2 separate regions of the Homo sapiens genome follow, and region 1 is linked to region 2. Evidence: read pairs that join two places in POLR2A ChIA-PET (ENCODE). Cell type or tissue: PC-9. All regions are shown on one strand. Links, peaks and the distances in the headings refer to the core of each region. The heading gives the core; the rest is flanking DNA. Region 1 overlaps LINC-PINT (long intergenic non-protein coding RNA, p53 induced transcript). Region 2 overlaps LINC-PINT (long intergenic non-protein coding RNA, p53 induced transcript).

Region 1 (10,352 bases), core at 1,718-9,717, 120 kb after region 2:
AATTTGGACAAAGATGATTTTTCTTGCATTCGGCCCCTATTCTGCATGATTTCTCAAAGTCAGCATCAGGGTTTTTCAATATTTGCATGCTCCTTCAGCACACCCGAGAGTTTGAGAAAAATTATATATATATATTTGAGATGGAGTCTCGCTCTGTTGCCAGGCTGGAGAGCAGTGGTGCGATCTTGGCTCACTGCAACCTCTGCCTCCCGGGTTCAAGTGATTCTCCTGCCTCAGCCTCCCAAGTAGCTGGGACTACAGGTGTGCACCGCCACGCCTGGCTAATTTTTGTATTTTTAGTAGAGATGGGGTTTCACCATGTTGACCAGGATGGTCTCGATCTCTTGACGACCTCATGATCTGCCGGCCTCGGCCTCCCAAAGTGCTGGGATTACAGGTGTGAGCCACCGCGCCCAGCTGAGAACCATTAATATTTTTTAAATTTAATTTAAAGTTCTGGGATACACGTGCAGGACATGCAGGTTGGTTACACAGGTAAACGTGTGCCATGGTGATTTGCTACACCTATCAACCCATCACCTAGATATTGAGCCCCACAAGCATTAGATCTTTTTCCTGATGCTCTCTCCCCCACCCCCAGAGTATGTTATTCCCCTCCCCTGTGTCCATGTGTTCTCACTGCAGAACCACTAATTTTTAACAGTAGTCACTGAATATCTCCTCCCACACTAAGCTACACTTCCCAGAGGCCTCTGCAGTTCTGAACTCTTTACAGTTTAAAAACAGTTTCCTTGCTTAAAAATATGGAAGTAAAACAGCAGTTGAGCAGAATCACGGATTTTTCAGACACAAAGATACTCTGAAATGCAACTACTCTATGCTGATTTTTTTCAGATAAGGGAAATATATTTAAGAAACAAGAAATATACGCAAGATGAAACAGGTTGTTGGCAAAGTGAGAACTCAGTAGCCAGGTTTCCATGGTTTACTAAATAAAGAGATCTAAGTTCAAATTCAGATTCTTCCACTCCCTAGCTGTAGGCTCCTGATCCAATCTTATGAGCCCCAATTTCCTTATAAACAGGAATAATACAGTATGTGTGAATATATTATTCCTGTTTATACCCATAAGGATTGTTAAGTAAATTGAATTGAAGACACTTAACTGTCTTCTACAATAGTGCCTGACTCCAAGTAGTAAGCACACAATAAATGTTGGTTGTAGTTATAAACAGATTTTTGTTGTGGTTTTAGAAAAAAAGAGGAACATTCCCCATGTATGAGGTATGTCTAACCTGAGACCTTTGTGTTTTGAAGGCAGAGACTGAAGGAATTAGGTGCTGGAGCCCAGAGCTGCAAGTGTGAAGGTTGTGGGCCTGTGGGAACACAGCTGGAAGTGACTCAATCCCTGGGGTTGGTTTCCCCAAAACTGGGAGGGGAAGGGATTAGGGTCCCATGAAGAGAAAAGCCCTGACCCACTCACACACCTGCAGGAGGCAGGATTCCAGATGAAAGTGTTGTCAGAGTGGAGACCTCAGTGAACACAGGCTTGGGGGCACTCTGCAGAAACCCCCTGCAAAGCACTAACAGAGGTTCCCTTCTGAGAGGACGCCAGGGGACTGGGCCAGGGACATGAACAGAGCAACCACAAATGGAGCGGGGTCAGGAGTCCCTCTTCCCCTCTGGTGGAGGGAGGGATCCCAACAACGAGAGTGGGTTTCCCACACACTCTGAAAAGCGGGAACCCTCATCAGATTCTATTTGATTCAGAAAAATGATTTAAATCAGGTTTAGCCTAAGGTCACGCAGCTAGTAACAGCAGAGCAAGGATTCAAAGCCAAGTCTGTCTGACTCCAAAGCCCTCACTCCTGTTGCCCATGCTGCCTCTGTGTGAGCAAACTTGTTCAAGCATGAGTTCCACCAACTATAGATCACCAGTAGTGTCTTCTCAGTATGCAGTTTTTCAATTAAAAATATTTTCTAACTAAAAAGTTTTTGGTTTTTGGAAGGACTATTTGGATGGGCTCTAAACCAAGGGGTTGTATTTACAATGGCTTCCCTCTATTAAAGTTAGGAGAAAAGACTCTACAGTGAAGATTCTGTATTTTTTAAAATGCAGTGGTAAATAAAATTTATAGTAGTCCAGTGGTTTGGACTGAGCTCCTGCACTAGGCCCCAGAGACCAAACCAAAATGGAGTCGCTCAGGCTGAAATCCCAAGCCACCAAGTCAAAACTAAGTTGTTCCAAGAAATCAGGAGAGAGAGAGAGATAAGAGCCAAATCTCCAAAAAGGCCAGTTTTAGCTGGCATGATAAGGAAGTCCCCTCTGCTTTAACCTTTGTAAGGAAAACAACTTCGAAATGATGAATAACTTTTTGTTCACTGTTTTCTTCAGCCCTTTTCTGCCTATAAAACCAACCTCCTCTGCTCGGCTCATCGTAACACCCACTGTATTTTATAGAATGAGGTGTTGCTGTACTTTAGAACAGCAAATAAAAGCCAATTAGATCTTTAAGCTAATTTTATGGCATTTTGTTTTTTGACAGCGGGTCAGTCTTCAATACCTCCAGAGATATGTTTAAACCAGATACAAGAAACAAATTTCTAAAGAAATGAATCCACCTGAGTGAAAGAAGGACGGTCATACTTCTAGGTGTCCTCGTTCAGATGAAGTACTGGCAGTAAGTCAGGCAACCAGCCAGTTACGCTGGTGAACAATGCTGGCCCTCCACATACCTCGGTTTTTAGTGGACAATCTGATAGAAGCAAGAGTCCTGTTATATCCAGATAGGGGGGGCCTTGACAAAGAATCGCTGAGGGACTAATTTATTTGATGTAAGCCAAATAACTTTTTCATTTTCAAATTACAGCTATTAACAAATGTCAGATTTATACAAATGAACTTAATGCCACATCCCCCCAAAAATGGTTTTAAATTAAGATATATTTTCTAGTTTTGAGATGAATGACTTGAGCATGTGTGAAAAGATCCTAAAAGGATTCCTTCTTGTACTGCTAGAGGTGAATGCCAAAAGTGAAAGGCCACAACATCCCAATGGGTGACGGGATTCTTGTGGGCTTCTTGCCTAGGACAAAGACTTCAGCAGGGTTACCTATACTAAAGACTTGCTGGTAAGCGAACAGCACTCCCACTGTGTAGGAGCTTCTGGGAAATGCAGAGCCTCAGGGCTCCATCCCAGAGCCACTAAATCAGAATCTTTTAACAAGATGCCCCAGGGTTCTCCATGCAGGGTAAAGTTTGAGAAGCACTGCACTTCAGTACCTTAAGTAAATGCAGATGCACTGTGTTTAAGTGTGATCAGTCTTCTGTTCTGTGATTTCAATCATCTATCAGAGCTTTCTTATAAACTAAATGTTCCTTAAATATTTCCAAGGAAGAGACCGGCTATTACTCTCCCTGGAAAAATGAGCTGATGTTCATCAATCTATAAAACACTGACTCCACATAAGCTGTGTCACAGGCAATAATTTCCTTGATATATACTAGTACCATCAATGCTTTATTTTTATTTTTTTGTTTCTGATTGTCCCCAAATGACAGAAACTCTTAGAATTTAAAAAAAAAATCCTAAACTTAAAAAAAAAAAATTAAAAATTCTATTTCACCTTTTACCACCGTTTCTCCTTTTATATCAAGTAATCAATGGTGGGTTAATGACTTCTTAAATATATTAATAAGGAGTTGTAGATGAATAAAATCTATAAAACAGAAACATACTTTGATAACAAAATCGTATCTTCCAATCACCTCAAGCTTCTTGCAATTTTTCTATGTCTAAATCAGATTTCTAAACCAGACCCTCCTTAGAACAAGAGACAAACTTTATTTTCTCTAGTCTCAGATTCCCAGGGTGGCTGTAAGTAAAGGGGAAGAATACTTAGAGTTTACTACTTAGATAAAACTTACAGATATTTTCAAAAAATAGAATACCTTCTCCAACCACAAAAGTTTAAAAAGTCTCAATTACAGGAAAATTCTGTACTTTCAAATTCCAAACAAATTTTAAGTTATGTTTAGGTGTGTATGAACTGGGGACACCAAAGGAGGACAACTGGATTATCTAAATAAATAAATATTACCACAAACAATAAAGGGAGTACTTGAGTGCACATTTACTTTAAAAAGTAGCTTTATCGGCCACGTGCAGTGGCTCACACCTGTAATGCCAGCACTTTGGGAGGCCGTGGTGGGCAGATCCCCTGAGGTCAGGAGTTTGAGACCAGCCTGGCCAACATAATGTAACCCCATCTCTACTAAAAACACAAAAATTAGCCAGGTGTGGTGGTGCGCACCTGTAGTCCCAGCTACTCAGGAGGCTGAGGCAGAAGAATCACTTGAACCCAGGAGGCAGAGGTTGCAGTGAGCCGAGATCGCACCATTGTACTCCAGCCTGGGTGACAGGGTAAGACTCTGTCTCTAAAAAAAAAAAAAAAAAAAAAAAGTAGCTTTATCAAAGTGAAGACTTGTGAACTATACTACATTGAAAACAAGTATCCCATTCAATAAAAATATTAATGAGTCACTCCTATATGGTAATGTGGCATATTATCTTGGTGTCCCCAAGGAATCATGCCTACTGGTGATCACACCCATGGTCGTGCCCTCCCACACCAACTCTGGACTGGACCAGTGGGACATTAGAAAGCATGATGCAAGCAGAAGCTTCATGAATGCTTGCATACTAGGTGAGACACGTCCAATAAAAGTATCTCTCAGAATATCTAGTGATATTCAGCTGCCCTATTAAAAAGACTAAGCAAGCCATGTAGATAGAGAGGTCAAAACCTCTCCACTATCCCCATTAAGGTGTTGGACATGTGAACTGTCTTGGATATTTCAGCCCCAGTCACTATCTTACTGTAACCACTCTAGATAATCAGAGAGACCAGCAGAAGAACCATCCACCTGAGCCCTAGCCAACTCACAGACTAATGAGCAAATAAAATGATAGTTGTATGAATGTGGTAAGTTTTAGGGTGGTGTGTTATATAGTAATAGACAATCCAAACAACTAGGAAACGGTATCTGCCTTAGAATGCAAGAGACTTCAAATAAGTCTAGGTTTATTTAGATTTTTAAATTCTTTTGTAGATTTTTTTTTCTACTTTCTGTTTATGACCTACAAAAGATAAGCTCATACTTAAGAGAACATTAAATGGTCTAAGGAGGGAGTCATTATAATCTACTTGAAATAATGCTGCATTTTACATTAGTACAGCATTTTCTATCTATTATGGCTTATCAAATGCACACTAACTTCTAAGGCAGAGATTCTTAATTTGGGGGGAGCAGGGGAGAATTCCCTCTGAGAATCCAAAAAAAAAAAAAAAAGATAATGGTCCCAGAAACACATAACTACATATTTTTTTAAATTTATTTTTATTTTTTGTTTTTTTTAAGAGATAGGGTCTGGCTATGTTGTCCAGGCTCATCTTGAACTCTTGGGCTCAAGCAATACTCCCACTTCAGCCTCCCAAGTAGCTGGGACTATAGATGTGCACCACCATTCTTAGCTTTATACATGTAGTTTTAAGGAAGACCATCTATGAACGCCAGGTTAAGAATCTATGTTTTCTAGGGAAACAGGTCTTACTAGCCTAGTAACACTGATAAGTAAACAGAATTCTCTGGAAAATGACCTACCTAAGCTTATACAGCTAGTAATTGATAGGACCAGCAATCTAGTCTGTCAGAGGATATACCACTAAACTCTTCTTTCTAACTTTAGTTTACAGTCAAAATGGGATTGCTGAACCTGGGAAAAAAATAAATGCTTCCCAATTTCCTATTTAAACAGTGTAAGAATTGGGGGTGGCATTTGAAGGTGGGAGAAGAAGGGCAAACTTGTTAGTTTACTAGTGTGAGCGGTAGATTTTTATGCCAACTGGAATCACTGAGATTAACCTTATGGACGGACTGTAGACTGGAGATTAAAGTCCACACTTGAATTTGGACGATACAATGCGCAACAAGCACAAAACATTCCATTATTTTTTCAATGGTTTACTCATACTTGATCCTCTTATTCCCTATCTACTTCAAATTACTTAGAAAAATCTGTATATACACAATATGAGAGAGCTTCTTTATATTATTTTTAATTTTTTGTTGCTGTTGTTGAGACAGAGTCCCGCTCTGTTGCCCAGGCTGGAGTACAAAACATTGCACATATTTTTTTCAATGGTTTACTCATACTTGATGAGAGAGCTTCTATTATATTTAATTTTTTGTTGTTGTTGCTGAGACAGAGTCTCGCTCTGTTGCCCAGGCTGGAGTGCAGTGGTGTGATCTTGGCTTACTGCAACCTCCGCCTCTCAGGTTCATGCAATTCTCCTGCCTCAGCCTCCCGAGTAGCTGGGATTACAGGCGCATACCACCATGCCCAGCTAATTTTTGTATTTTTAGTAGAGATGATGTTTCACCACATTGGTCAGGATGGTCTTGAACTCCTAACCTCAAATGATCCACCCACCTCAGCCTCCCAAAGTACTAGAATTACACACATGAACTACCACACCTGGCCTATATTTGAATATTTAACAATTAAGCTGAAAAGCTTCTTGATGACATATCTTTAGAGATGATTACCAAGTTACATCTTCCCCTTTTCCATATCTGTGGGAAATATACCCAACACAGTGCTACAGACTACCAAAGCTGGAGTCCTGGTGCACTTCCTCATTTCTGACCTGACAGCTACCACACTCGGACCAAAGACAGTAGGCCATCTGAGAACCCACACAGGCACTTGGCAAGTCTATAAAATGACTTGCAGACCAGTGGGGATATCCATCTCCAATCTCAGCCTTTGACTGGAAAATTCCAATGTACAACAAGTTTTTGAAAAGATAAAAAATATATATTTTTACTATTTCTCTGTCTCTCTTGCCTCCATCTCCACTCATTCAAGCTTTACCCACTTTTCTGCTTTCTGCACAACTGCCACCTTTTGCATTAAAACTTCCCATAAACCATACCTTGCCTAGCGCAATCTCTGGGAGAAAGAAGTGAACTCCCACAGCACTCCATCTTTGCTGCTCCAACAGTGCCATCATTTTCCACCCTACACGGTTTTTTTGGCTTTGTTTTGAAGACAGGGTCTCGCTCTGTTGCCCAGGCCATAGTGCAGGGGAGTGATCTCGGCTCACTGCAGCTTTTAACTCCCGAGCTCAAGCAATCCTCCCACCTCAACTTCCCGAGTAGCTGGGACCACCAGCATGTGCCACCATGACCGGCTATTTTTTTAAAAAAATTTTTGTAGAGATGGGGTCTCACTATATTGCCCAGGCTGGTCTTGAACTCCTGGGCTCAAGCAATCCTCCCACCTCAGCCTTCCTAAGCGCTGGGATTACAGGTGTGAGTCACCACACCTCACCTCTACCTTACACAGTTTTATTTCTTCTTTAAGCAACATGAGCATAGGATTTGTGTGGTTTCATCTTTCTTCTAGTGCCTAGCATCCTGCACATACACTATGTGTGTCTGTGTGTCTGTGCATATAGCCTGGAAAAGCATGTAGACACACACCCAAATTTACCAAGCACTACTATGCCCAGGCACTATCTCTTACCTACACTGTTGCAAAAATCATCCATCTTCACAAAGTCTCCTTCAAGTAGTCATTATCATCATTCCCATTTTGCAGAATAGCAAACTGAAATTTAGAGAGGTTAATACTTGGCCAAAATCACAGAGATAGTAAATGGCAGAGCTGAGACTGAAATCCAAGCCTGACCAATTAAGAGCCAAGGCACTTAATAATAAATTTAATACCCATTCGATATGTCATTTAGTGAACAGCATTTCTACACAAGGTACTAGAATGAGAACGTTAGGAATGAAGATAGCCCAAGGTCAACAACTATAATATAACTATACGACAAAGGAGAAAGAGCAAAGTCCAAGAAAAGAGTGCATAACTATTCACAATAGCAAAGACTTGGAACCAACCCAAATGTCCAACAATGATAGACTGGATTAAGAAAATGTGGCACATATACACCATGGAATACTATGCAGCCATAAAAAATGATGAGTTCATGTCCTTTGTAGGGACATGGATGAAATTGGAAATCATCATTCTCAGTAAACTATCGCAAGAACAAAAAACCAAACACCGCATATTTTCACTCATGGGTGGGAATTGAACAATGAGAACATATGGACACAGGAAGGGGAACATCACACTCTGGGGACTGTTGTGGGGTGGGGGGAGGGGAGGGATAGCATTGGGAGATATACCTAATGCTAGATGATGAGTTAGTGGGTGCAGCGCACCAGCATGGCACATGTACATATGTAACTAACCTGCACATTGTGCACATGTACCCTAAACCTTAAAGTATAATAATAAAAAAAAAAAAAAAAGAAAAGACTGCATAAATGCTAAGGATGCTCACAGGAGTATGAGATCACTTTTTGGGGGAATGGAGGTAGAGAGGGGTAGGAGTAAAGATAATCATGAAGAAGATGGCACTGAGTTGCAGCTTGGATTTGAACAAGCAGAAATGAGAGGTAACAATATGTTAAAGATTAAACTGGGCTCACCTTAGTATTCTTCCTAAAGCAGCAAAGTGGGCTAATATATTACGTTCAGTTATATTATCCTTGATAGCAAAGACAATTTCATATACTTGTTTTTATGCAACATTCACATTCTGGAAACATCCAGTAAATATTTACTGATCGAGAAAGGAGGAGAAAAGGGGGCAAGGTGGGTGAATAAGAAATATTAAATATTTCTTTGAATACTTAATTAGTTCAAACACACAGTTTGTTCCACATGCAGTCTGGTTTTACAATATATGTGAATTAAATCCTTCTAGTCACTAACAATCTTTCACTAAGTTGTATGTATTCTCTGCCCATAATACTGGAAGAATCTAGGTGAAAAAAAAATTGCCCAGTTTTTTCTCTGCCCAATTTTAAATCTTCATGTGTCCAGCGATGTCTGCATTCAAAGTGATTAGGCCAAATCACTGTCTTACCAGTTTTACTCCCAAAACTAAGTACAAATCCATTTTAATCTATTTATCTGTACATCAAAAGATTTTTCTCTAGAAAATACTTTTTTTTTTTTTTTTTGAGACAAGTCTTGCTGTGTCACCCAGGCTGGAGTGCAGTGGCATGATCTCGGCTCACTGTAACCTCTCCCTCCTGGGTTCATGCAATTGTCCTGCCTCAGCCTTCCGAGTAGCTGGGATTACAAGCATGCACCACCACGCCCAGCTAATTTCTGTATTTTTAGTAGAGACGGGGTTTCACCATGTTGGTCAGGCTGGTCTCGAACTCCTGGCCTCAAGTGATCCACCCACCTTGGTCTCTCAAAGTGCTGGGATTACAGGTGTGAGCCACTGCATCTGGCCTACATTTGTATTTTAAAAAGGTAAAATTAACAAAAGGTGCCCATCTACGTAAAAAAGTCAAAAGGAACCATCTACCTGCAAGGCAGCATGAATAAAAATGTAAAGGCAAACTTAACTGTTACAATAACATATCAGCTCTGAGTCTAAAGGAAAACGGGTGTTTGTCTAAGAAATGTGCTAGAGAGAACCAGCCAGTTTTAATGTGCCTTAAGCAATGAAAACCTGTTTCCTCCTTTCCTTCTTGTCCTTTTGAAAAGACAACATGTCACAGGGAGACGTTTTTCTAACAGCATCCATCCTGGTGACAAATGTTTGCCAAGGGTGGGGAGAGAGGAGGGAGGAAAGAAAGAAAAAGAGAAGGAAGACGCCATCTGCTGACGAAAGAGAAAAGAAGAGGAGGAGGAATTGGAAGGCGCCACTTCCGGGTCCGTGTCTGAGAAATACAACGTATCACCATAAGGCAGACTTCTACTCAATATAAGGAAGAACTTTATAATAATTGGAGGAATTCAAAGGCAGAATTGATCAGGGACCAAAGTTCAAGCAGGGGGTGGCGAGGTCTCCTCAGGCAGAATAATCTTTCGTAAGCTTCTCCCTCTTGAAGGAAGAACGGCCCCAGTTCAAGTAGAAGAAAATACTGTGCTTATTATTTTTCTCTAATTCTTAAATGTTTCAAATAGTCTCTATCTTGATAATTCACGATTCAAAGGACTGAGACTGAAACATCAAATAAGCAAGCACACAAATTTGCCTGACACCACCTGCCCCCACCCCTAGTCCCTGGGCCTTATTTCTGGGCTTGCTGCTGGGCTCTCCACGGGCAGCTGGCTGCCATCGCTCCGCTGGAGGGCGGTACCATGAGCACGGATGGGGCCCACATGGCAGGCAAAGCACTGGAAATTGATGCCGCACCCCGCTGCTGCCTCTCAGTCAGCAACTGGCCAAAGCTGATGTGTAAGTGACCCATGTGGGCTAACACTGAGGCCTGGTCCTTACACTGGCTC
Region 2 (10,352 bases), core at 818-8,817:
AGATCCCAGCACAAACTCATCCTTTATCATCATGGAGAAGCATCCACAGCACATACCTATTGCTGCTAGGCTGGTTTTTAAAAAAAATCTCTGTGAATAAGGGAATAGAACACCAGGGCTATGGAGATGCGTGGCAATCATTTCATCAAAGATGTAAACAGCTTGTTGACTGCAGTGAAAGGCACATACTTTGTGAAGTGACAGGCAGTGACACATTTCAAGTGGATAGTAAATTTAAGCACCAAAACTGGGAAAAGTGCCAGGACAGAAGAATCACTGCAACTCTCAAATAATGGTTTCACTAATTCTGTGATTCCTTTAGGGACCCCCTGCATCCTTCTGTATATGCTACTCTAATTCGCAGTATCAGTGACTGAAGTACAAAAGAAGCAGCCAGATTATTCTCATCAGTTACAAAACTCTAAAGTCTGCTTATTTTTGATAAATAACTAGTCACAGTGTTTGCCTACTGCCTAGAAGTTTTTTCAAATGATTGACACTTCAGTTATGGGGAAAATTTTTCCTGAAGAATGAATTTCTTTTACTTATGTCTGATAAGATCATATATATCTCATACACCAAATACATCACACACACTATATATTCAACCATGCCCTTAGCAGGGCCAAACAAATATGCTAAGTTTTTTACATTGTCTTTATGTATGCTTCTCAAAAATTCAGCAGAAGGCTAAGCGTGGTGGCTCATACCTGTAATCCCAGCATTTTGGGAGGCTGAGGCAGGCAGATCACTTGAGGTCAGAAGTTTGAGACCAACCTGGCCAACATGGTGAAACCCCATATCTACTAAAAAAATACAAAAAAAAAAAACCAAACTAGCCAGGCGTGGTGGCACATGCCTGTAGTGAGGCTGAGGCCGAGGCAGGAGAGTTGCTTGAGCCCAGTAGGCGGAGGTTGCACTGAGCTGAGATCGTGCCATTGCACTCCAGCCTGGGTGACAGAGCAAGCCTCTGTTTCAAAAAAATTAGCCGGGTATGGGATGCCTGCAATCCCAGCTACTCAGGAGGCTGAGGCAGGAGAATCACTTGAACCTGGGAGGCAGAGGTTGCAGTGAGCCAAGATCATGCCACTGCACTCCAGCCTGGGCAATACAGCCAGACTCCATCTCAAAAAAAAAAAAAAAAAAAAAAAAAAAAGGCCAGGCACGGTGGCTCACGCCTGTAATCCCAGCACTTTGGGAGGCCAAGGCAGGTGTATCACGAGGTCAGGAGTTCAAGACTAGCCTGGCCAAGAAGGTGAAACCCTCTCTCTACTAATTAATAATACAAAAATTAGCTGGGCGGGAGGCTGAGGCAGGAGAATTGCCTGAACCCGGGTGGCAGAGGTTGCAGTGAGCCAAGATCGCGCCACTGGATTCCAGCCTGGGCAAAAGAGTGAGACTGTCTCCGAAAAAAAAAAAAAAAAAAAAAATCAGAAGAATAAAGGTATGATACATTATTTTGCATCTGTGGGCTCTTCATATTAGCCCAGTGTGACAAGGTCATTTGGTATATCTTCCCACATTGCTTTTATGTCCTTGGGGAGAAAGTGGGGTACTGAGTTGGCAAGTAGTGACCACGCCAGGTACTCCTGTGTGGCAACAGCTGAGTAGTGGCAGTCGATTGTTTTCTGTGACATGAAAAGCCAGCAAACTGGCTTAAGGTCACTTCCCCTGGGGTTTGAGGATTTCACAAGGAGAGCTCTATCTGAGCAGGACATTTCTTTAAGAACGTAGCTTTGAAATGTTCGAGACATCAGGACAAAACAGTCCCAACCTGAGTATTGAGGCTGGACTACAGATGCAACTGTTACGCAACAGAACACACTGTGATAAGACATCTTGAGTTGGGTCCTTGTTTTCACATAAAGCAAGAGGCTAGTTTCCTGAAAATAAGTCTCCATGAAGAGACTGGCTACCCAGTTAACGGCAAAAAACCCCCATGGCTCACTAGTAAAGAGATGGAAGAAAACCAGTTGATAAATTAAAAAGGGCTCATTCATTCTCTTTCCAGGGCATGCATAGGAGAACAGAGTGAGACAAGTGGGATCTGCTTATTTTGTTGAGTCTTTCAGTGACTTTCAGCTGCAAGGGCAACTCTACTGAGAAGGAAAGATTTCACTCAGTAAACATTAGCATGTTTCCAACCCTGCCTAGCCTCTCATTTCCAACAATCAACTTGATTGTTCTGTATTTTTAGGCCAGGATACACTAGGGCTGAATTTCTGTAACTCAGGATGTTCTATTTTAATCATCAGCAATTTTAAGGCATGGCAACATCTGAAAGAAAAAAAAAACGTAATGACTCTTTCTTACACACAGAACATGCACTTAAAATTGTCAAAACTCTCCATCTCCAGCATTAAAACAATCATCTTTCAAGAACAAAATCCTTTCTCAGTGTCTCTCAGCCCACAAGCCATGAGAATGTGTCTCCATTTCAAAACCCAGTCTGTACCGTCATGCTTCCGCTGTTTCTCAGCAAGCTGCCTTTCTTTGTAACTTTTTTCTTCCAAATCTGATTGATAGTGAAGCTGGAGCCTGAGATGTAAATTAATAAACCACACCAGGAACTCCTTGCATGGCAAAAGCTGAACAGTACAAATCCATTGTTTTCCTGGATGTGAAATGCCAGTCTGTTCTTGCATGAGCAAACTGGATTAAAGTCACTTTCCTTGGGGCCTGCGGATTTCACAAGGAGAACTGCATCTGAGCAGGACACTTCTTTAAGATGTAGCTTCAAAATGTTTGGGACATTGGACACAATAGTCCTAAGCTGAGTATTCAGGCCGGACTATGGGTGCAACTGGTACTGCCCTGACGAGGGGCCACACAGCTCTAAGTCCTTCTTTGTTGCCCCATGTGCCTTGAATGGATGTTTTCTTATAGGAAGCGGATGAACAAGTTAACACAGGATCTGGCTGGGCTGCTTACTAACTATGTGATCCTGGGCAAATCATTTAATTTTTCTGAGCTTCGGTATCCTGATCTGGAGAATGGAGATGCGAATTTCTATATTGCAGTGGTTGTTAGGGTCATATGTAATGCAGTCTGTAAAAACAGTGGGTCACTTTTAAAGCACTATGTGAATGTTTGGTGTTTTATCAGCTGGATCAGAACACTGGAGTGCTTTTGAGGGAGAAGGCCAAAATGAACTGAAAAGTGATGGGAAGTGTACTCTGTGAAATAGTCATAGCTTCCATTTTTGGAACACTTAACGCATGGCAGACACTATGCTATGTGCTTCACATGGACTTTCTTGGCATTCACAACCACTAACATGGTTGGTGGTGGCATCTTCGTCTTTCAGAAGAGGGGCTAGAGACTTAGAAAGGGTACATGACTTCACTTCCTCTTGGTCACAGAGCTGGAGTGGCAGACTGGGACTCAAACTCCAACATGCCTGATTGCCAGCCCAGGCATTCAGCCAGCACTCTTTACTGCTCTGTCCTTTATACCATTCAGCGCATCTTCACATGGACCTCTGAACAGTCACTGGCCCCAAGTCTCAGGGTTTCATCAGTAAGTACATGAGTAAACCATGAAAGCCAGCTTTGGTCATGAGGAGTAGAAGTAGCACCAAATAGCTCACCAAGAGAAAGGGAGAAAAATTGGAAATTAGCACAATTTGGCTTGCACTGAATGGTCAGAAGACCTGGACCCTCCACCACACTTCTGACATGCAGTGTGACCTTAGGCCAGTCCCATCTTCTCTAAAGCTTCATTTTCCCACTAACCTTAAAGAAGTTCAAGTCAAAGAGCACAGTGATGAGTCCCACAGATCATGCTTGAGATGGTGACAGTGTTAAAATACTGACTCCAAAATACAGCCTGGCAGTTTATCTTCTCGAGTTTCCTGTTTCTATGACACTGTACGGTGAGATGGCCAAATGCAGACTCCAGAGCCAGAATGCCAAGCTCTGCCACCAGCTCCTCACACAACCCTGCACAAATCACTTTAACTCTCTGTGCCTCAGTCTCCTCATCTGTAAAATGAGGGTAATAGGCCGGGTGCGGTGGCTCACGCCTGTAATCCCAGCACTTTTGGAGGCTGTGATGGGCGGATCACGAGGTCAAGAGATTGAGATCATCCTGGCCAACATGGTGAAGTCTCGTCTCTATAAAAATACAAAAATTAGCTGGGCGTGGTGGCATGTGCCTGTAGTCCCAGCTACCTGGGAGGCTGAGGCAGGAGAATCACTTGAACCTGGGAGGCGGAGGTTGCAGCAGTGAGACGAAATCGCGCCACTGCACTCCAGCCTGGCGACAGAGTGAGACTCCGTCTCAAAAAAAAAAAAAGATGGTAATAACTGGACCTAGCACATAAGGTTGTTGTGAGGATTAAATCAGGTAAATATGATGAAGCCATCTGAACCAGTGTTAGCACAATGTAAATATTCAGTAAATGGTAGCTATGATAATAAAAGTAATACATTAGTTTTCAATAAGCACATTATAAACAGAGATGTGGCTAAGAGATCCACCACAGCTGGTAAATGGAGAGGGTGCAGAGATCCTGCTGTCACATGCTTTGCCATACATTGACATATTCTGGAGTAACTGACTGCAAAGCTGAAATGGCATCCCCAACTGAATTTACTGAAATTCATATATTTAATATTTTTGACTGCCTTCTCTTCTTCCCAGTCTAAGACCTGAATATGGGATCTATACCCTTGTTTTTAAGCAGGAGTTCATGTTATAGATTCTTCCTGACCGTAAACCGGGAGTTGGGTGGTTGAGAGAAAAAGAGTAGAGATCAAATACTAATGATCATTTAAAAAAACATATCAGGCTTGTCAGGCACGGTGGCTCACACCTGTAATCCCAGCACTTTGAGAGGCTGGGGCAGAGAATCACTTGGCCCAAGTTTGAAACCAGGGCAACACAGGGAGACTCTGCCTCTACAAAAGAAATTTTAAAAAACTAGCCAGGCGTGGGTGGTACACGCCTGTGGTCCCAGCTACTTGGGAGGCTGAGGTGGGAGGATCGCTTGAGCCTGGGAGGTTGAGGCCGCAGTGAGTTGTGATCACACCACTGTACTCCAGCCTGGGCAACAGAGCAAAACCCTACCTCAAAAAAGAAAAAGAAAAATGTACTGAGGAATCATCCAGGGACAAAATAAAACTCCCTTGAGGTTGACTTATAAGCAGAAGCCTCTACTTACGTAGGTGTAAAAGCAGTCTGTTAACAGATATTTTCCAGGCACAGAAATCCTCAGGAGGCATTTGTTCAGAAGACCTGCACCTGGAATTTAAATGACAGTATGAGCTCCTAGGAAATCTCCTGGAGTAACAGCAGAAGAAAAAGTCAGTTGTTTTCTCGTAAACATGTTTCTCCACCAGTGTCACCAACAGATGCATTTTTAAAAACAAGAAATAGAAAGCACCTTCTCTTTCCTGCTTAAGACACACAGGTTGGGAAAGTTCCTGTACAGTGAGCAACACATGCCCCCTCATGCTGGTGCTCTGTGCGGGAGAAAACGTGAGGTGTGGCCGTTGCTAAGGAAACCGCTGACACGAGGCAGAGCAGCAAGGTTTGCTCAGCAAGGTGTCTTAGGAAATAAAACACAGTCTAAGCCTATAGATCCCATCACAGAAGAAAGGCAGGCAAGGATCCCGCACAGGAGACGGTAGAAGGCTTCTATTTTCACAACTGATTCTGCAGCCTCGTGCTGTAGCAGTACAGGCTGCAGAAGGTTTGTGGAGGGGAGCGCCGGTCTGCAAGGACGGTCTGTGACGGCTTCAGAATCAGGTGGAGGGCAACTGAGAAGAATGGAAACCACCTCACATTCTCTCCTACCTGGTCTAACTTTACAGACGAAATGCATCTTTCAGCTGCATCACAAGAGAGGAAGCCAAGGTCGTAGGGTCTTCATTTCTGAAAACTGATTGTTCAAGTAAATCCTTCAGTCGTCCCCCTGATGCGACCTGCTAGGGAAGCTGGGAGTGCCTTCACAGTGGCTCCAAGGGGGTGTCCTTATAGGGGATTACATCTCAAGACACATTTTACCCAGCAAGAGGCTGCATGACTCAGCAGTCTGATGAAGAAAGCTCTGTTAAGTTACCACCAATTGCAATTTCTAAGTTAATGATTACAGCTCCACCGAGGAACCAGAACACAGCTGAGGCCACAGAGCATTCCCCGTGCTTACTGGCCAGTGGGGATGATGTTGCCCAGATGTGTGGGTCGGAGCTGAATGGTGAAGACAATGATTTGTGATTCGCAGGTGGACTCTTTAAGCCAGGTGCTACTGAACATGCTCTTCAGTGACTGGGAAGCTCTCAAGAAAGATGATATCACAACAGGAACAGATTATGTTGGGAAGATTCTTGAGAGTTGAGATTAAAATCCAAGAGGAGCTCGGCCAGTAAAATAAATGGTCAGAAAAAGCCATTTGATACTGTCCTACAACAGAAAATACATCTAAAAAATCAAGCTGAGAAGTACAGATGGGAAGGAAGAGGCAGTGGGGTAAAACAACAATCAAACCAACGTGAAGCTACCGAACACACAGAATTCTGGAATATTTAAACACTATCATAATAGCATGTTTCCAAAATTGTCTGATTATAAAAATGGGTATAGAAAACCAACGTCAGACAGGAGCTCTTTCATTTTTTTCTTTTTTTTTTTTTTTTTGTGAGATAGTCTCACTCTGTCACCCAGGCTGGAGTGCAGTGGCATGATCTTGACTCATTGTAACCTCCGCCTCCTGGGTTCGAGCGATTTTTTCTCATGCCTCAGCCTCCCAAGTAGCTGGAGTTTTAGGCGTGTGCCACTACACCCAGCTAATTTTTGTATTTTTAGTAGAGATGGGGTTTTGCCATGTTGGCCACGCTGGTCTTGACCTCCTGACCTCAGGTGATCCGCCCACCTCGGCCTCCCAAAGTGTTGGGATTATAGGTGTGAGCCACCGCGCCCAGCCCTCTTTCACTTTTCAACAGTAACTGAAGTCTGTGTCAGATTGTGAGGAACACCTGTCTGCTGCTTTCTGGAAGCTTTCAGTATTTGAAAAAGTGGCTAGGGAAGCTGCTGGGAAGTCCTTCAATTAACCTTAAAAAGCATGTAATAAAACCTAATTATAGAGCATGCTTCTTTCATCCTCTCTGTCACTCCTTTAGAGAATGTGGTGACTTTCTAAGCCACTGTCCCTGCAACCTCCTAGGATTTAGATGTATGAACATTATTTACAGATGGGAAAAACAGAGCACTGAAAGTTTTGGTCAAGAAAACCGTACGGGTTAGTGATGGGGTTTCTCAATTGTGAAGACCTGAGCTTGACAAATGCATTTTCAGCTTCCCAGGATACCCCTGGCTCCTCAGTGAGCACTGGAAGTTTGTCCCTTCTATAGCAGCCCTTGGCAGTTCCAGTCTAGGGGCAGAAGCCAGCCTGCCACTGCAGAGAAGAGCAGCAAGTTCCAGCCCAGCCGGCGAGCACGCTGCACTCATGGGCTTCCCAAGGCTCTGGCGGGAAGTCACGGGTCAAGTGAGGTCTTCTTAGGTGCTCAACAGTCACACTCTGGGGCCTGAAAGGTCTTAGAAGCTTATCTCTGTCAATCTCTGCTTAGAATCAAATCGATCAATCAATACCTTTTCCTTCTCTTTGCTTCTCCTACTGAGCCCCAGCATATTTGAGTGAAGGTACTTACATGTACGTAGCCTTTTAAAAGCCAAGTACTATCAAGTGAGCTCCCATTTCAAGGCACGTTTGAACTGGGAATAGAAAGACGGGCAGCTTAAGCTTTGGGATCATACAGACCCGGATTCAAATTTCACTTGTTACACAGCCTTGGCAAGCTATTCAATCCTTTTGGGGCTTTAGTTTTTTGTTTTTGTTTTGTTTTTTTAATTTATAAAGTAGAAATGATGTTAACTCTCAGAGTTGTTGTGAAAACACAGCTGACTCAAATAAAATACAAGATACATAGATTTTCAACACATTAACCCCCACCACCCCACCACTTTCCCCTGTGAGGGGATGGCACATCTAACATTTTTGGGTAAAATTTCCAGAAGATCTATACAGTCGAGTTGTTAAAAACTGGTGTGAAAGACTAAAATAAGATTAGGCATCAGTAAATCAAGGCTGCGGGTGGGTCTGGGGGCTTCTCTGGAGGGAAAGGCCAGACCAAGGGATGTCCCAACAGGAAGTTAGGAGTCTGGGGAAAGACAGATATGATCTGAAACTGGGACCAGGAAATTCCAACCATTTCTGCCTACTGATTACTCATCATTGATTCACCAAGTTTACAATTTACCAGGAGGATATGGGAGCAAACGAGAGGTAAATCCCACTGAAGTTTAAAACATAAAAATAGACAATGACAGAGGGTGTCAAAGGAAACCACAGGGCATGGCGGGGGCAAACACAGGAGGCGCCGGTCCCCGTGAGCCAGACACAGGAGGGACATGCCACTTCTTCCACGAGGGACTAACTAGCAGCAATGCTGCAGAGACACAGGTCACTTCTCAACATTCCTGGTCAAGACAGACCTCTTAAAATCATGGGTAAATATCCACCGACTGCCTCCTAGAAGCCCGCACTGTGCTGCACGCTGCTGGGGAATACTGAGGAGGGGATGTGAAATGTCTGTATGTGACCCAGGACCTAACTGTGGAATGGAGTCCAATTCTCAGGGACAGAGAAAGTGCTCCGGTGTGTCCTGCTGGTGGAGAGCACAATCGTCATTGGAGACTGGATGAGCTCAGGGCAGGCTGATGGATTATTCAGGAGAGGCTTCATAGGGGCCAGGGGCCTGAGCTGGGCTCTCCAGGGGTGCAGCCTGGGCAGGGGAGAAAGGGAGAACTCTAGGAAGGGGACGGTAAAATCATGCCAGATGTGGCAGGGGTGAAGACAGTGGGGGATTGGGCAGAGCCATGGTAGACATCCCACCGCCAGGGATCAGAGATGACAGGGCAGCAGGCGTGCGGGGGTGGAGCCCACATGTAGATCCCCCGCCCCCGCACACAGGGTCAAAGTTAGCTGGGATCAGGGATGACGGGGGGGTGAGAAGAAGCGTGGATTTTATGAAGAGTAGAAGAAACAGATGTTTGTTAAGACCTAACATGTGGGAGGCACTGCTGTGGACAGGAGTGAGTGAGACGCAGGGCCGGTCTTCATGGAGTTTACAAGCTGGCGGGGGATACAGCCCTGTGGACAGATAACTGTCATTACACGGGCTAAACACTAGCATAGGGGGAATTCTAGGAGATACAGGGACCCACAGGTATGGCACCAGACTATGGGGTCAGAATAAGATCTCACCACAGAGGTATGAGCAAAAAGAAACAGGATATGGTCTGTTCCTTTCAAGCTTCCCACAGGGGCCAGGAGCCCCTTTTGCAGGATGTCTTAATAAATGGGACATAAAGGTACCCATTTGTCTAGAGTGCAGTGTTGGCTGCAGACAGTGAACATATGAAATGATGCCCTTAAAATGCCCTTTGGCTCAAAACGAGTCCCCTTCCCTGACCCTAGCTTTAGAAATCAAAAGGAAGATGATCATGTCATGGGACCCCAAATTACACTCACACTGCAGGTGAAACACTGGGGTGACTTTCACACGCACAGCTAAGAAGGAAGCCAGTTTCCGTATGACTGCAAGTGCACAGAAAATCTAGCATGCCGAACAGGAGGAGCAGTGGAGGGGAGTGCTCGCTTAGGAGGGACCCAGGAGCATGCAGAGCCTCTGTCCTGAATCTGCTCCCTCTATGTAAGGAGGCCATGAATAAGGTACCCATTCCAAGAACAACAGCAAGGGGAGGGTTAGGAGACATTCTCATCCAATGTGAATATAAAAATCTTAAGAAGAAAACAATACCCACTGCTTTCTGTTCCATTGTCCCAGCTTACTGTGTGATTTTCTGTTAGGAGAACTGTACCCACAGCTTTAATTTGATGCATTTGCTGGATCATGCTTTTTTAAACAAATATAAAGCAGAGAAGAAAAAAAATCCAAGGTAGATTTCAGTTAAACTATCACCACCACGACTCTCCAATTCACTCCCGTGTAGAAAATGTGCATTTGTTTCTACGGAGCATGTGTAGACAGCCCTAGCTCCCTGGAAGAGAGATCTGAGGGAAGGCCATTATGGACGCACAGTGGTCTTAACACAGCGAAACTCCTCTCTTCAGTAGCTTTTTTTTTTTTTTTTTTTTTTTGAGACAGAGTCTTGCTCTGTTGCCCAGGCCGGAGGCAGTGGTGCGATCTAGGCTCACTGCAACCTCCGCCTCCCAGGTTCAAGTGATTCTCCTGCCTCAGCCTCCCAAGTAGCTAGACTATGGGTATGCCCCACTACACCCAGCTAATTTTTGTATTTTGAGTAGAGATGGGATTTCACTATGTTGGCCA

What was found. ChIA-PET counts read pairs that join two places held together with the same protein. Peaks named below come from ENCODE experiments on the same cell type or tissue, not always from the same donor. Only the 100,000 strongest peaks of a DNase experiment are listed, where the experiment ranks them.
Region 1: POLR2A ChIA-PET joins it to region 2 with 11 read pairs; 11 of 35 experiments call an interaction of 5 or more read pairs at or near these places.

Annotation. Positions count from the first base shown.
Region 1 is chr7:130,997,922-131,008,273 of GRCh38, forward strand. All of the region lies in intron 3 of LINC-PINT (long intergenic non-protein coding RNA, p53 induced transcript), which reads right to left. Among named protein-coding and RNA genes, the nearest start is that of LINC00513, 90 kb to the left of the region's middle. RefSeq lists an enhancer at 9,703-9,802. In PC-9, for the core only: a CTCF peak has its summit at 9,684 (motif pointing left); a DNase peak (open chromatin) is centred at 9,640; H3K4me3 peaks cover 65 bases; H3K27ac peaks cover 2,089 bases.
Region 2 is chr7:130,879,153-130,889,504 of GRCh38, forward strand. It overlaps LINC-PINT (long intergenic non-protein coding RNA, p53 induced transcript), which reads right to left. Exons shown (of 8, transcript NR_170176.1): 7 at 5,165-5,244; 8 at 1,840-3,584. Among named protein-coding and RNA genes, the nearest start is that of MIR29B1, 6.8 kb to the left of the region's middle. RefSeq lists an enhancer at 7,325-8,524. In PC-9, for the core only: no CTCF peak of the experiment used is centred there; DNase peaks (open chromatin) are centred at 5,459 and 8,249; H3K4me3 peaks cover 394 bases; H3K27ac peaks cover 6,238 bases.